3 separate regions of the Homo sapiens genome follow, and regions 2 and 3 are each linked to region 1. Evidence: chromatin contacts called from ENCODE Hi-C or POLR2A ChIA-PET data. All regions are on one chromosome and are shown on one strand. Each heading gives the region's core, a stretch centred on a gene start or an enhancer-like site at or near the end of the contact. The rest is flanking DNA. Distances are from core to core; before and after follow the strand shown. Region 1 holds the start of HIF1A-AS3 (HIF1A antisense RNA 3). Region 2 holds the start of DAAM1 (dishevelled associated activator of morphogenesis 1). Region 3 holds the start of JKAMP (JNK1/MAPK8 associated membrane protein).

Evidence for each region. Hi-C counts contacts between places; a loop is a spot of excess contacts on that map. ChIA-PET counts read pairs that join two places held with the same protein, here RNA polymerase II (POLR2A). Pooled maps may share reads with other maps.
Region 2: a pooled map shows a loop between it and region 1 (4-fold over the local background). The contact joins the promoter of DAAM1 here to the promoter of HIF1A-AS3 in region 1. A Hi-C loop is called at or near these places in 1 of 168 maps with a recorded cell type or tissue (CD4-positive, alpha-beta memory T cell) and 7 of 50 pooled maps. POLR2A ChIA-PET finds 5 or more read pairs at or near these places in 1 of 52 experiments (OCI-LY7).
Region 3: a loop to region 1 is called in a map of naive thymus-derived CD4-positive, alpha-beta T cell, with 30 times the contacts of the local background. The contact joins the promoter of JKAMP here to the promoter of HIF1A-AS3 in region 1. A Hi-C loop is called at or near these places in 2 of 168 maps with a recorded cell type or tissue (both naive thymus-derived CD4-positive, alpha-beta T cell) and 10 of 50 pooled maps. POLR2A ChIA-PET finds 5 or more read pairs at or near these places in 1 of 52 experiments (activated CD4-positive, alpha-beta T cell).

The regions. Positions count from the first base shown.
Region 1 is chr14:61,748,747-61,752,849 of GRCh38, forward strand. It overlaps HIF1A-AS3 (HIF1A antisense RNA 3), which reads right to left and starts at 2,351. Exons shown (of 3, transcript NR_144368.1): 1 at 2,139-2,351. It overlaps HIF1A-AS2 (HIF1A antisense RNA 2), which reads right to left and starts at 343. Exons shown (of 1, transcript NR_045406.1): 1 at 1-343. RefSeq lists a silencer at 2,373-2,682.
Region 2 is chr14:59,186,221-59,190,323 of GRCh38, forward strand. It overlaps DAAM1 (dishevelled associated activator of morphogenesis 1), which reads left to right and starts at 2,447. Exons shown (of 25, transcript NM_001270520.2): 1 at 2,447-2,548. RefSeq lists enhancers at 1,950-2,189, 2,970-3,729, 3,440-3,599, 4,030-4,079 and silencers at 2,660-2,799, 2,860-3,079.
Region 3 is chr14:59,482,251-59,486,353 of GRCh38, forward strand. It overlaps JKAMP (JNK1/MAPK8 associated membrane protein), which reads left to right and starts at 2,267. Exons shown (of 7, transcript NM_016475.5): 1 at 2,267-2,343. The coding sequence starts at 2,340. It overlaps L3HYPDH (trans-L-3-hydroxyproline dehydratase), which reads right to left and starts at 2,158. Exons shown (of 5, transcript NM_144581.2): 1 at 1,559-2,158. The coding sequence starts at 2,066. RefSeq lists an enhancer at 2,233-2,512.

The DNA.
Region 1 (4,103 bases), core at 1,101-3,600:
AAACTTAGAACAAATTTGGTTTGTTTTTGTTTTAATGATACTGCGTTTTAAAACAAAGTAGCTTTATCCTTTTTCTCCTGTATTTTTCTTTTACAAAATAGCTGTATTTCTTTTATACTGATAATCTCATTTTTAAAAATCAGACAGTGTAGAAAGATATTTTTTAAAACAGAAAAATCACTATGAATCCCTGCACCTACAGGTACAGAAAATTATTTTTATGAACAAATTATGTAGGAAGTGCCAGAGCCTTAGGTCCTTTACCCTGAGGTATATATACTGAACAAAAGGAACTGAGCCACAGATCTCTTAGGTAGCTCTTTTTATCTTACAATGGAGGACAGTGATTACAATTATATGAAAATTTTGGAACAAAAGTTAATACTAAGATTCAGTGCAAAATTTGGGGGGGGGGGGGGCACAGGTATACTTAAGCACAAACACTGTGACCCAAAGTGCTTCAACATTTAGTTACAGATAGTAGTATACTAGAAGTGGTATTTTAGAATAAAGTGGTTGCTTAGTATTCACAGGTCACAAAACAAAAAATTATTCTTGTATAGCAAATTAGCTTCAGTTGAAAACTATTTGTAAAAGCAGATTATGTAATGACCAGGAGTTCAGGAAAATGACTTCTGAAAGCATTGAGAAGGGAAAGCCACGTTAAAGGACAGTACAGCTGGAAGGAAGCAAGTACTTACCCACTGCTCAGTCACTAAGACAACAAGCTCCTTGGAGTGCTTTAAGCTACGGAATAGCAGAACTGGCCCTTCCCAATTTTATGCACCGTCACAAATTTCTTCATAATGGTTTTGTCCAAGGCTTATAACCCAACCCTGGCAACTATAATCCTTACTTTATGAAACAGCTGTATTTCTTTTATACTCATAACCCAGAAAAATGAGAATGTATGTTCTGAGTATAAAAGAAATGTAGCTATTCCATAAAAATACAGGAGAAAAAGAATAAAGCTATTTTAATTTTTTTAATGCAGTATCATTAAAAAACAAACCAAGTTTGTTCTAAGTTTGACTTTAGAGTCAGGAGACTTAAGCTTACATTTCTGGTCTGCCATCTATTACTTTTAGAGCTTGGGTAAATCTTCATTTGAGATCTAAATGCTATATATAGTTCATTCATAGCAGTACCAGATAAGGGAGGAGTATATCTATACAGTATATAGTCTTGAAGAAGTGATCTAAGGCTCGGAGCTTTTGAGGTGGCCATGAGTGACTCCAAAGTCCATGGAGCTAACCACCCTGCAGTGCTAGCCAATCCAGTTGAACATACCCTTTTCTCCATTGTTAACTGTTTGTTTAAATAGCAAACAGAAGGCGGCAATGGAGGTGTGGAAAACTGAGGATCCGATGTCACTTGAAAGTAATGAGATCACATAACATTGAGGGAATGTCCTAAGAGGAGTGGCAGGGCATAAATAGAAATGAATAAAAGTGTTTTCAAGTGCCATTTAGTGGGTTCTGAATTTGAACTAGAGATTGAGATATCCAGTTATGGAGACATTAACTCAAATTAACAAGGTAGTGAATGGGAAAGCACAAACTATAAAAGACTGTATCAATGTATGGTATTTTTTCCCAGAGCTGTTTTGACTTAATGGCATAATAGATATGTTTAAGTTTTTATAACCTCACGATTATCATTCCAAATCTTATTTTCCTCCTAGAAGCCTCTGTACAGAAAAGATGAACTTAAAATTACTCGCTTTGTAGAAACTTAATCTAAAAGTTCAAAATGTTTAAGTAGCAATACCTAAAACAAGTTGCAGAGTAAAGAATCCTCTTTTTTTCTTTTTTTCAACATTAAGATTTGGTTAAATAAAACCTTTGCAAACGTGTTGCCAGCTGGAACCAACAAAAATGTAAAGAAAAAAACTTTTACTTTTTTTTTTTTAAGTTTTCCACTAACCACTTTGCTCACATTTCGTTCCTTTAAATAGAGATGAACCTGTCGTCCCAGATTATTTTACAGAGAAATAGTGAAATTAGTGGAATTCGATACAAAAATAGTCTCCCTGTAGGATAAAAGTTATACTTTACCATAAACCTTCCTATGAACGCCTTCTGGAGCTTTGATGTGTTCACACCTTTCAGAGGTTTGGACATAATTTTTATTCTTACCTGTAGTGGATAGTTTTTCCAAGACGCTGCCCAGACACCCGATCTCCGTGTACTATTGAATTTCGTTTATTCCCTTGTCTTGGCTCCATTCTGGGACGGAGAGGAAAGACAGGTGCCTGAGAGCGGCAGCGGTCAGAGCCCCGCGGGGAGAATACCAAGCATGCGGAAGGTACCCGGCACCCTTCTGTTCCTGGTGTGGCTGGCGCTACATGATGAGGATGCGAAACCCAAGCCAACCCGAGAAACTTCCCGAGCCCCGCCCGGCGCGCGGCAGGCCACGCCTCAGTACGTGCTCGGGCGCAGCACCGCAGTCCCGGGCCCCGCCCGCGGCCCCGGCCGTGGGCTCCAGGGCTCCAGCCGCGCAAGGCGACTTTCGTGTACGCTGTGGGGTGGCTGCTGCCCGCTGCGCGTACGTGTGGGAGCGCATGCGGGAGGCCCTGGCCGCTCCTGGCCTGCGAACGGGCGGCGCCAGGCGTGGGGGGTCAGCCCTGGGCTTTGTCTTCTGGGACTTGTCAAAGTCGGAAGCCTAGTGCTTCCCCAAACTTTGTTTTTTAGATGGGGGGGGCGTGGGCGAATGGGACTTGATGTATTGCGGAAGAGCTGCCTCCCGAAATTCCCAAGCAAATGCTTTGGGGTATGAAGCTTTTTCTTTGTAGAATAGAAAAAGTTGAGTTCTAACAGATTGGATAGTGGTTAGTTATATAATACTTTTTTAAAAAAAATTAGACATCTAATCAAAAATAGAGGAGTTCTATGTTTATTTAAATATATTCCTCTTAAGGCACTCAAAGAGTTCGTTTATTTTAAATAAAGCACGTTGAGATATGCCTAGTTAAGGATCTCGAAACTTTATCCCACTTGGTGCCGTTTTTATTTTGGTGGTTTTGTGGGGGGTGGTTTTTTGGGCTTTTTACTGTTTTGATTTTATTGTATGCCAGCTATTGAGAATCCTTTGGGAGAAGATAATCTTGTTGGACAGAAGGGAGATGAGTGTATAGAGTACGGAAAAAGCTTGGAGCCTTAATCTCTGTAATAATTGGTATGTTCAGATTGCACAATGTATTATAAAGTACAAAGCCAGGTATTTAGAATAAATAACTTCGCCTCTGCATATCCACAGCTCACTACATTTTACATTTTATTTTCATTTGTTTCCTTCAGGAAAATTCATTGTTTGTGGTTTCCTCAAATAGCATTTTATAGAAAGCAAAGGTACACTTTTCAAAAGTAGTTGAGGTGTTTTAGATACTTTTTTACTAATAAAAACTGATCTGTAGCCTCACTTATCATATGTGTGTGTGTTCGTGTCTAATCAGGGAGGTGCCCTTTAATGAGAGTGCCATAATTCTTTTGGTCCTACGGATGCATAATCATTATAGATGGACAATTTTCCATAGAAGAGAGCAGGCTGGTGGGGCTGTAATATTTATCACAAAGGGTCATGCTTTTTACAAAGTAGAGAAACACTGTGTAAAGTCAGACAAGTAGATTAGGATTCTGTGAAGTAAAATCTAATTTTAAAGATCTTTGAAATATTAACATTAAAAACCCTGTTTTATGTAGAGATCCTTTCCAAATATGACTGGATAATATTATTTCCTCTGAAATGGATTTTTAAAAACGGTTCTACATACAACTGCTATGACAAAATCTTTCATAGGCGTACAGAAACAAGCTGGACAGAAGTCATAAACTGTTGCCTGACTCCCTAATCTGCTGGTAGAATATTAAAGCAAAAACCTAAAGAAAGTGAGCTACAAATACGGAAAATTAGAAAGGAGCCAATACAGCCTGGGAGGTACTTTGCATCAGCCTTTGCCTCTTACTTAGAGTTTTCCCAACTGCAAATATTTATCATTCCTGTGAATTTCCTTATCACTTCCTCTTTAGCTTTCTCACTTCTCTTTTTTTAACCTTATAATTTTTGCATGTCTTATCCCTCGTACTAAACTCTTAGTTTCTTCA
Region 2 (4,103 bases), core at 1,197-3,696, 2.6 Mb before region 1:
AGACAGAGTGGGTGTTTTTGATGATTTATGAGACTACTTGGCCACCTAGAAAAAATTAAATGCAAACATACACAATGATTGTGTATGAAAGTGAGTGAGAGAGAGTGTGTGTGTGAGTTTCCTTCTGTCTCCAAAGAAGTGGTTAAGCCTCCTCTGCTGCTAGTTCTACAGACTGTATTTCTCATGTTAAAGAGCCATCTTTGTTTCCCTTGGTTACCAATGAAACTGTGCAGGGATCAGTTCAAATCCATCACCACTTGCAGATAATTTTTCCAAACACAATGCCCTCTTTCTACATCTATTATCTATATTTATAGCTATTAGATAGGAAGAGCAGTTCACATGTGCATTTCTCCACATTTATGTGCTTACAGTCTATTGTGTATGCTGTCCTTTATATGGAGATGACTATGTCACATGGCACATCCCTATAATATTGTTAAAGAGAATGGAATTTTTGTTTTCAGACAGACTGCATCTTCTCCTTCATTACTGAAGAGCCAAGAGAACTTGTTGTAAGGTGATTTCTCCATTAAAATTACTCCTCAGAGTGTGCCTCAGTAACATACTTTTATCTACAAGGATAAGCCCTGTCTTAACAGAAAGGCTCCACATTCAATTTATTGACTCAATAAATTTCAGGCTCACTGATTATGTTTCAGTCTAAAAGCTTTACACAGTTATAAAATTAGAAGAGCCTTTAGAATCATCCCAGGTCAAGTTTCTCTCTGAATATTTTTCCACCATGAACTGCGTTACATTAAGTCTACCCATTAGTTAGAATATCAGTGATTATATCCTTGATCTGATGGCCAGGGGAAAATTTATATTGTCAGAGTTCATTTTAGATAATATTTGAAATGGAAGAAGTAGCTGAGGACAGAAGAGCAACATTCAAAGCTATCTTCTTTCGGGGGAGAAAAGTGGGTCTTGTCTATAAAGAACAGGCTTGTTAAAAGAACATCAGAATTCATCGCTAAACATCTCTCTGAGCAAAACAAAGCATTTCCTCTCCCCTGAGATCCTCAACTAATTTCATAAATATTTTTTCACTTGAACCCAACTTAGTGTTGCAGAATGAAAGGAGAAAATAAATGATAAGAGTTCCACCAACACTTCAGTAGGGAGTTGTCTGAAATCTTAATTGTGAACCTTTTTTTCACAAGATGCACAGTCTTCTAGAGATTTTGCTAGTGGAACGGGTGTGTGAGCTGATCATTATATGGAATTGAGACACATCAAATGCCATTAAAATTTACATTTACAACTCGAGTAACTAAATGCATTGATTCTTTTCATATTAAAAGACACTTGGTATTCACTGAATAATGAAAAATGCCACGGAAAAAATTATGTATTAACAATACAACCTGCCTAAAGGGTCAGAATTCTGCTACACACCTTTTGCTTACCTTTAAATAAATATTTAGGTGTGTTAAGAGCAGGGCAATTCTTGAACGGCACGATGTTGTTTGGTTTAATGTCTTTATAAAAATATTTGAAAAGGTATGGAAAATGAGGTGAGAGTGTTGTGGATTTAAAAACATGTGTATACATAGATACACAATTATTAAAACTTTAGACAAGGACGTTTTCTTCCTGGGAGTGGAGAGCCACCAGCGCGGGAAGTCTGCTGCAGGGATGAACAAAAGCATGGCTGCACGATAGTATTATCTTTGCAGCAGCAGCAGGCGCCCTGACGGAGGGTTGCGGCGACTGTCTAGTCTATCACACCGCACTTCTGGTAGTGACAACCTCCGTTATTCTGTCAGCTCAGCCGACTAAGTGGTTCCCCGCGTTCTGCCTGGTCACCTTGTCTCCGTTAAACGGGAAGCAGAAAAGAGAAAGGTGAATTGAGGGGGTACAAGGAGATTCCTCCGCCTTGGGACCGGCGTCGCCCCATCCTCTGGAAGTGTTGAGCGGGGAGAATTCGAGGACCGTATTTAACCCAGAAAACAGTAAGCCCTCTGAATTAGCTGCTACGCCTGGGGAAGGCAGAAAAGTCTTAATCGTCCCTTCCCAGCAGGGACCAAGAAAGACCAGTTAGAGCGAGCCTGGCCGGACCACGCGAGCCCCGGACCTCTCCGATCCTTCAGAGCCCGCGCCGGGCAAAGTAGAGGTCAAGTCAACACACACGACCGCAGGGCAGCCCTCCCACTCTCCCGTGCGGTCCGCAGCTCGGCTTCGGAACGACCACCGCTAACACTGCAAGGCTGTAAGGCTGGGAGGGGGCGGGTCCTGAAGGGGGCGGGAATAAGAGGCGGGGCAGAAGGGCGGAGGAGTGTGTCGGGAGATGTAGTTCCGCGAGTCCCGACAGCAAAGCTGTCCCGGCTCCGCTAATAGATTGGGACCACTACTCCCAGGAGTCTGCGCGCCCGACCGGAGCGTCCATGCGCAGTGGGAGCCACTTTGTATCCTATCAGGCGAGGAGAGGGTGATGTCACCTGCGAGTTAGTAACCTACGAGCGGCTGTGAAGGAAACTGTTTAACCGGATCCCATTGTACCCAGAGTGCAGAGCCGCCTTTCCAGCATGCAGGGGCTGCTCAGGTAAGGGGGACGCTCCTCCTTGCCCGCCGCACTCATTCATTAAGTGGCACTGCTCAGTGGTGCGGGGGTGGGCGTGCTTCCGTGGGCTGGGCGCTGGGTTCGCGGCGCGCCCTCCTGCTGCCTCCCCGGAGCTCCCGGGCCAGTAGGTAAATATTAAACCCGTCCTTCAGGTTGGGTCTGGGTGGGAACGGGACCGAGACAGCTCTCGGCTGCCTAGCTGGGGGTGGGAAAATGGCTGCAGCGCAACGCAAACCGAGGCAGCAGGGAGGAAGACGCCCCCAAGGACTGGGGTCCCTCCCTTTCTTTCTAAGGCGCCCGGCTGGCCGAGGAGCTGGCGGGGTAACACTCGCCGCCTTGCTGAAGGCTCCCCGGGGCTGGGGCCGCGGGTACTGCAGCGGCGTCCGCGAGCTCCCGGCCCGGCGGCTCCGAGAGGGAGAACCCCGAGGCAGGCTTGGTGGACACGGCGGTGGCGACAGGGAAGGAGGGACTCGTGTACCCGTTCGCGTCCGAGCAGAGCCCCCAGTGCCCCTGGCACCCTCACTTCCAGCCCCATTCGAAAGGGACGGAGCGCCTGTAATTCAGACTAAGTTGGACCTAAATGTTTCAAAACAGAGAGAAGGGAAATCGGGCGTTGCGGAGGGAGAGCAGGGTGTTGGCGGCCGGGGAGGCTGCGCCGCCTGCGGACCCGGTTGTGAGGCACCGCAGAGGGCTTTTGCCGCCCGTCCCTCTCGGGAGGGCGCATCTCAGTCTCCACGGTCCCTTGGTGTAGAGCACCTGGGCTGGGGCGAAGCGCCTGCCCTGAAGCCCTGGGCCAGGAGGTGGTAGCGCGGGGGTGGAGGTGTCGGATAATCTAATGATTAGGCTCGCTGTGGGGCAGGAGGGCTGGATAATCGGGTTTACCCAGCTGGTTCTGAAAGCCAACTGCTTGTGATCGGCTTGCCCTCTGAGTGGAGACGTGCAGGAGGCCCAGAGCTCTCAGTCCTCTGGATGTTCTTTGCCTTTCCTAGTACCTTCATTTGTTCGTTTACTCATTCATCAAACCCTGCTAAGGTCTCAAGTTGTTCACGGCCTGGCTTTGCGGAGCTACCTCTCGCCCCATAACATATTTAGTGATGCCTGAACTCCATTCCCCTCTCCTTCATCTCCACTTTCTGGAGAGCATCAAGAGCAAATGCCACCGTGACCGTTTTGCTGGTAGTTTCTTGAGATTCGAGCAGGACCCAGTGAATCGAAGCGGAGTTGCCTGCAAGATGAATCCCGTTGCCATGGCGACTCCTGCCTTCGGAATCTTAGCCGCTGCCACTGCTGTTTCGATTCGATGTGGCTCTGCGGGCAGCTGGGAGGGAGTGGCTAGTGGGTGTGGTCAAACGCTCGCCCTGGCCCAGCTGCTCTCTCCTCCTCGCCCCTTTCACAGCCCCGGGACTCTCCCCTTTCTCTCCTAAATAGCTTGGACACAGTTCTAAACCCCTTTCCCTTCCCCGTGCCACACCTCATCACGCCACCTCTCTCCCTGAAACTAATTGTTTGGCGCCTTTTTCCTGAGGCAAACTCTGAA
Region 3 (4,103 bases), core at 1,017-3,516, 2.3 Mb before region 1:
GACCTTGAACACTATGTCTGCCTTGTATGCATTTTTCAAAGTAGAGAATATAGCATTTCATTTTCTTAACTCAGTGACCATTAATGCCCACTAATCATTGTACTGTCATACAGTGATGCTCTCAGGAACTACTGAGAGGAACTACTGAGGTCAAGTGGTTGACTGACCCTGCCCTAACTGACCCAGAAATGAGATGTAGTTTGTGTTCCTGCTGCCAGCTGCCATTTCCTACAGAAGTCTAGAGTGTTTCTACTCTGCTGCTGGAGTTGCCTAGGGGGAATTCTGGTAGCCACGCTAGTTAAACTGTTGAGGTTTTAAAAATGGAATCGTAAACATAAATTCTGTCTCCCTCAAGTGGCCTCCCAGTCTGGAAGTGACACCATTCTCTGGGAAAATGGCATCAATTTCTCCAGAGGCATTCTTCGTTAACTCGTGGATTTCAGCTGCCTAAGGTTGCTCTAAAAGTGCCTGTTCTATCAGTTATCATTCATAATCAGGCTAATCTGAAACCTAGTTCTTCAGGGGGAATCAAGGTCCAACTTTCTAACAGATGATTTGCATGGCTTGAAGATTTTTAAGAAAAGGATAACTCTATTCCTGGTAAACTGGCTCCTGGCTCACTTCCAGTCACAATGACTAAAGCATTCTTACTGATAGAATTCAGCTCCTGGGAGGTAGTAGTCTGATGAGAAACCAGATGCCAGCTTGCCAGGTCATCCCTCCTGTAAGGGTTATGGTTATAGAGATGCCCTGCTTTACATGATAAGCTGTACAAGGATCTGTACTAGAGAATCCAGCAAAACCTTTTAATGGCTCAATAGGCCTAGGGAACTTTAGCGATCATATAAACCTTGCAATCTATCTCCAGGAATACAGTATCTTGCATACTCTCATTTAATCCTAACAAAAAAACTCTATGAGGGAAAAGAAGAAACACAGGCACAGAGAGATTAAGTAATTTGCCTAAGGTTGCACAGCTTTAGGGGGTTATCAGGATTTGAAACCAGGCAATGTGTGTTCCTGTTCTTAAAGAAAAGCAACATTCGTATCTTAATGATTTATAAACTGCTTTGTTCATTCATTCTCATTTAATTCTTCAAAGAAGTGGGGGAGGTGAGGAAAGGAGACCAGGTTTAGTAACTTATTAAGTGTGATTCTGTGTCTACCAAGCATATTCTCAGCCAGCCTGGAACCCTGGTACATTGGCTGTTCTTCGCTCTTTCCTTGACCCCACCGTACCTTGCTTTATCCACCGGTGAAATCTCTAGGAATGCCTCACCAGTGCAGAGGGAGGCGCTGAGTCAGGGTAACACGCAATTCCTCGCTCCTCAAGGGTCTCCCAAAACCACAGGCGGATGGGAGTCAGGGAAAATCGAAATTACACGCACCAAATACGCAAGGCTGCTGACACACGTTGGCAGTGATTTACCTTTCTATTAATTGCAAGGTTTCGCGGAGTAGGTTAGTTGCCAGAGTTCCAGCCCAGAAAAACCGTTAATGTAGTTAGTCGCGTCCCGGTTGCAGCTCTGCCCTGGGCTGGAAAGGTCCCGCCCATTACCTGTGGCCAGCACGAAGGCCGGGACGCTGTGGAAGCGCACCGGTCCGTGGCTGCGGCCGTCCTCGCATGCCACGAAGGCGGTCACCAGCCCGCAGGGGCAGTGGATATTGACGCGGGCCTCGCGGGTGCCCGCAGGGGGCGCCGGCACAAGCCCGAAGTCCAAAGCGAAGCGGCCCAGCGCCAGCACTGCGTGGCCGCACATGGAGCTGTAGCCCTCGTTGTGCAGGAACAGGACGCCCAGATGCGCGTCCGGCAGCTCGCTCGGGACTAGGACCGCCCCGTACATGTCCCGGTGCCCTCGGGGCTCGAACATGAGCCGTCGCCGCACGTGGTCAAGGTGCTGGCGCATGTAGCGCCGCTTGGCCAGCAGGGTGGGCCCAGACACCTCCGGACACCCCGCCAGCACGATACGCAAGGGCTCGCCGCCCGTGTGCATGTCCACCACCGACAGCACCGGCGTCCCTGGATCATGCGGGGGCAGCCGGGGCACCGCCAGCGCGCTCTCCATGGTCTGCGTCGGGGGAGACGAGTACGGTCCCGCAGCTATGGCTTCAAGCCCGACCCTCACCCACTGACTCCGCGGGAGGAGGGCGGGACGCTAACCAGCCACGTCCGGGGGGCGGGGTCTCGGAGCCTAAACCCGGAAGCGAGGGAGGAACTTCGGAGCTGTCGCCCGGGTTACCGGGAGGCGGAGCCGCCGAGCTCGCTGTGGCCCGGATGTTCGGTGCAGCTGCCAGATCCGCTGATCTAGTGCTTCTCGAAAAAAACCTTCAGGCGGCCCATGGGTGAGTGGTCGCCAAGATCCCGGGAAGCGTTTCTGGTAGTCCCGACTACTTTCCTACACGGCTGGCCTCGGGCTCGGCTCTTTGTAGGCGGCCTTCGGTTGGCGGCGCAGGCTCGCCCCTTGACCCCGCCCGCCCTCGGGCCGGGCTCCGCACTCCTGCGGGGTTGGGGTGGTCTGTCCGCAACGGGCTACTAGGGGAGGCGCGCTGTCTGCGGCGAAATGCCAGGTCTTTGTTGTTTGGTCCGAAATGTCTCTTCAGTCCCTTAGTTTAATGTCGAGGGAACACTTGCTTGAGGGTTGACTTCGGAATTGAAAACGCGGGTGATAGTGCAGAAAAAACAGTAAAGCAGAAGCAAGTTGCTGCATAATTTGTCTACTGCTTCAACCTCAAACGTAGATTTATAGCGCCCGTCACAAAGGGCAGGACCGCTGCAAAAAAATGGAATCTTAAAACTTTAGCCATCGTTCGCTAAAGGAAATGAAAGGAGAAATTCAACAGTCGCTTGGAGCCTGGGTTTTGCTTAGTAAGTGATAGGCTGTTTATTTCAGTTCAGTTTATCATACTGGTTTTCAGGCCTTGGATTTTGAGAAACTTTAGATTATTGATATTCACGTGTATTTATTAAGCATCTACTAGATGTAAAGCCCATACAGAAGTTTCCAATTCCTTACCTTCTGCATTCTTGAAAAACCTGAAATATTCATTTTCATGTATTAATTTAGAACATTGTGATTACAATTGGTTACAAAAAAAATAAGCGCCCATTAAAGAGGCCAGTGGGTTTAAAAAGCTAAGTCCGAAATTTGTTAAAAGCGAAAATATTAAACTGGAGGAATATTATTCAATGCTGTTTCTCTTTTTCTCTCAGCAGCATAAGGAGAAGGAAGTAAAAAGTCTGCTTGAATGTGAAAGGAGAGAAGGCACTGTAGACCAGGCAGTCTAGATTGTGAATTCGTGAATAATTTGGGAAATGATTGTTCAAGAATAGTCAAAAGATGCATAATTTTTCAAATTAATTCACATGTAGACCGCAGTTTGTTTTGAGACGGAGTCTCCTTCTGTAGCCCAGGCTGGAGTGCAGTGGCGCGATCTCGGCTCACTGCAACCTCTGCCTCCTGGGTTCAAGCGATTCTCCTGCCTCAGCCTCCCCAGTAGCTGGGACTACAGGCGCGCGCCACCACGTCAGGCTAATTTTTGTATTTTTAGTAGAGACGGGGTTTCACCATTTTGGCCAGGCTGGTCTGGAACTCCTGACCTCATGATCTGCCCACCTCGACCTCCCAAAGTGCTGGGATTACAGGCGTGAGCCACCTCACCGAGCCTGTTTGTTTGTTTTAATCAATGAATGAATGAAGGGAATCAGATGTCACTGATGAAGAAAACTTCCATAATTTCTTGTGAATAAGGTCAAAGACAACGTATTAGGTTCTTAGTTGTTGGGGTTTTTTTAAGTAAGGAATAGCTGCTTTTCCCCTAAGCCTTTAGATCAGGGGCTTAATTTTAATGCAGTGGTTTCTAAAATATTGGCCCAGTGACAGCCTTGATGAAATTTTCACTTATCCTCCACAAAAATGATAAAAGCTAGGACAATGTAGGAAACTTTTTATAAAGGTAATTTGCATACCTCTGTTATGAAATTATGTTCTCTCTGCTTTTCCCATGTGAAAATGTGTTCTGTTATGAACATAGGTGATAATGATAATTGTGTGTCTACATGTGGGTGCTTAATGTCCTGACTGGGCAAAATACAAGGTGGTGAC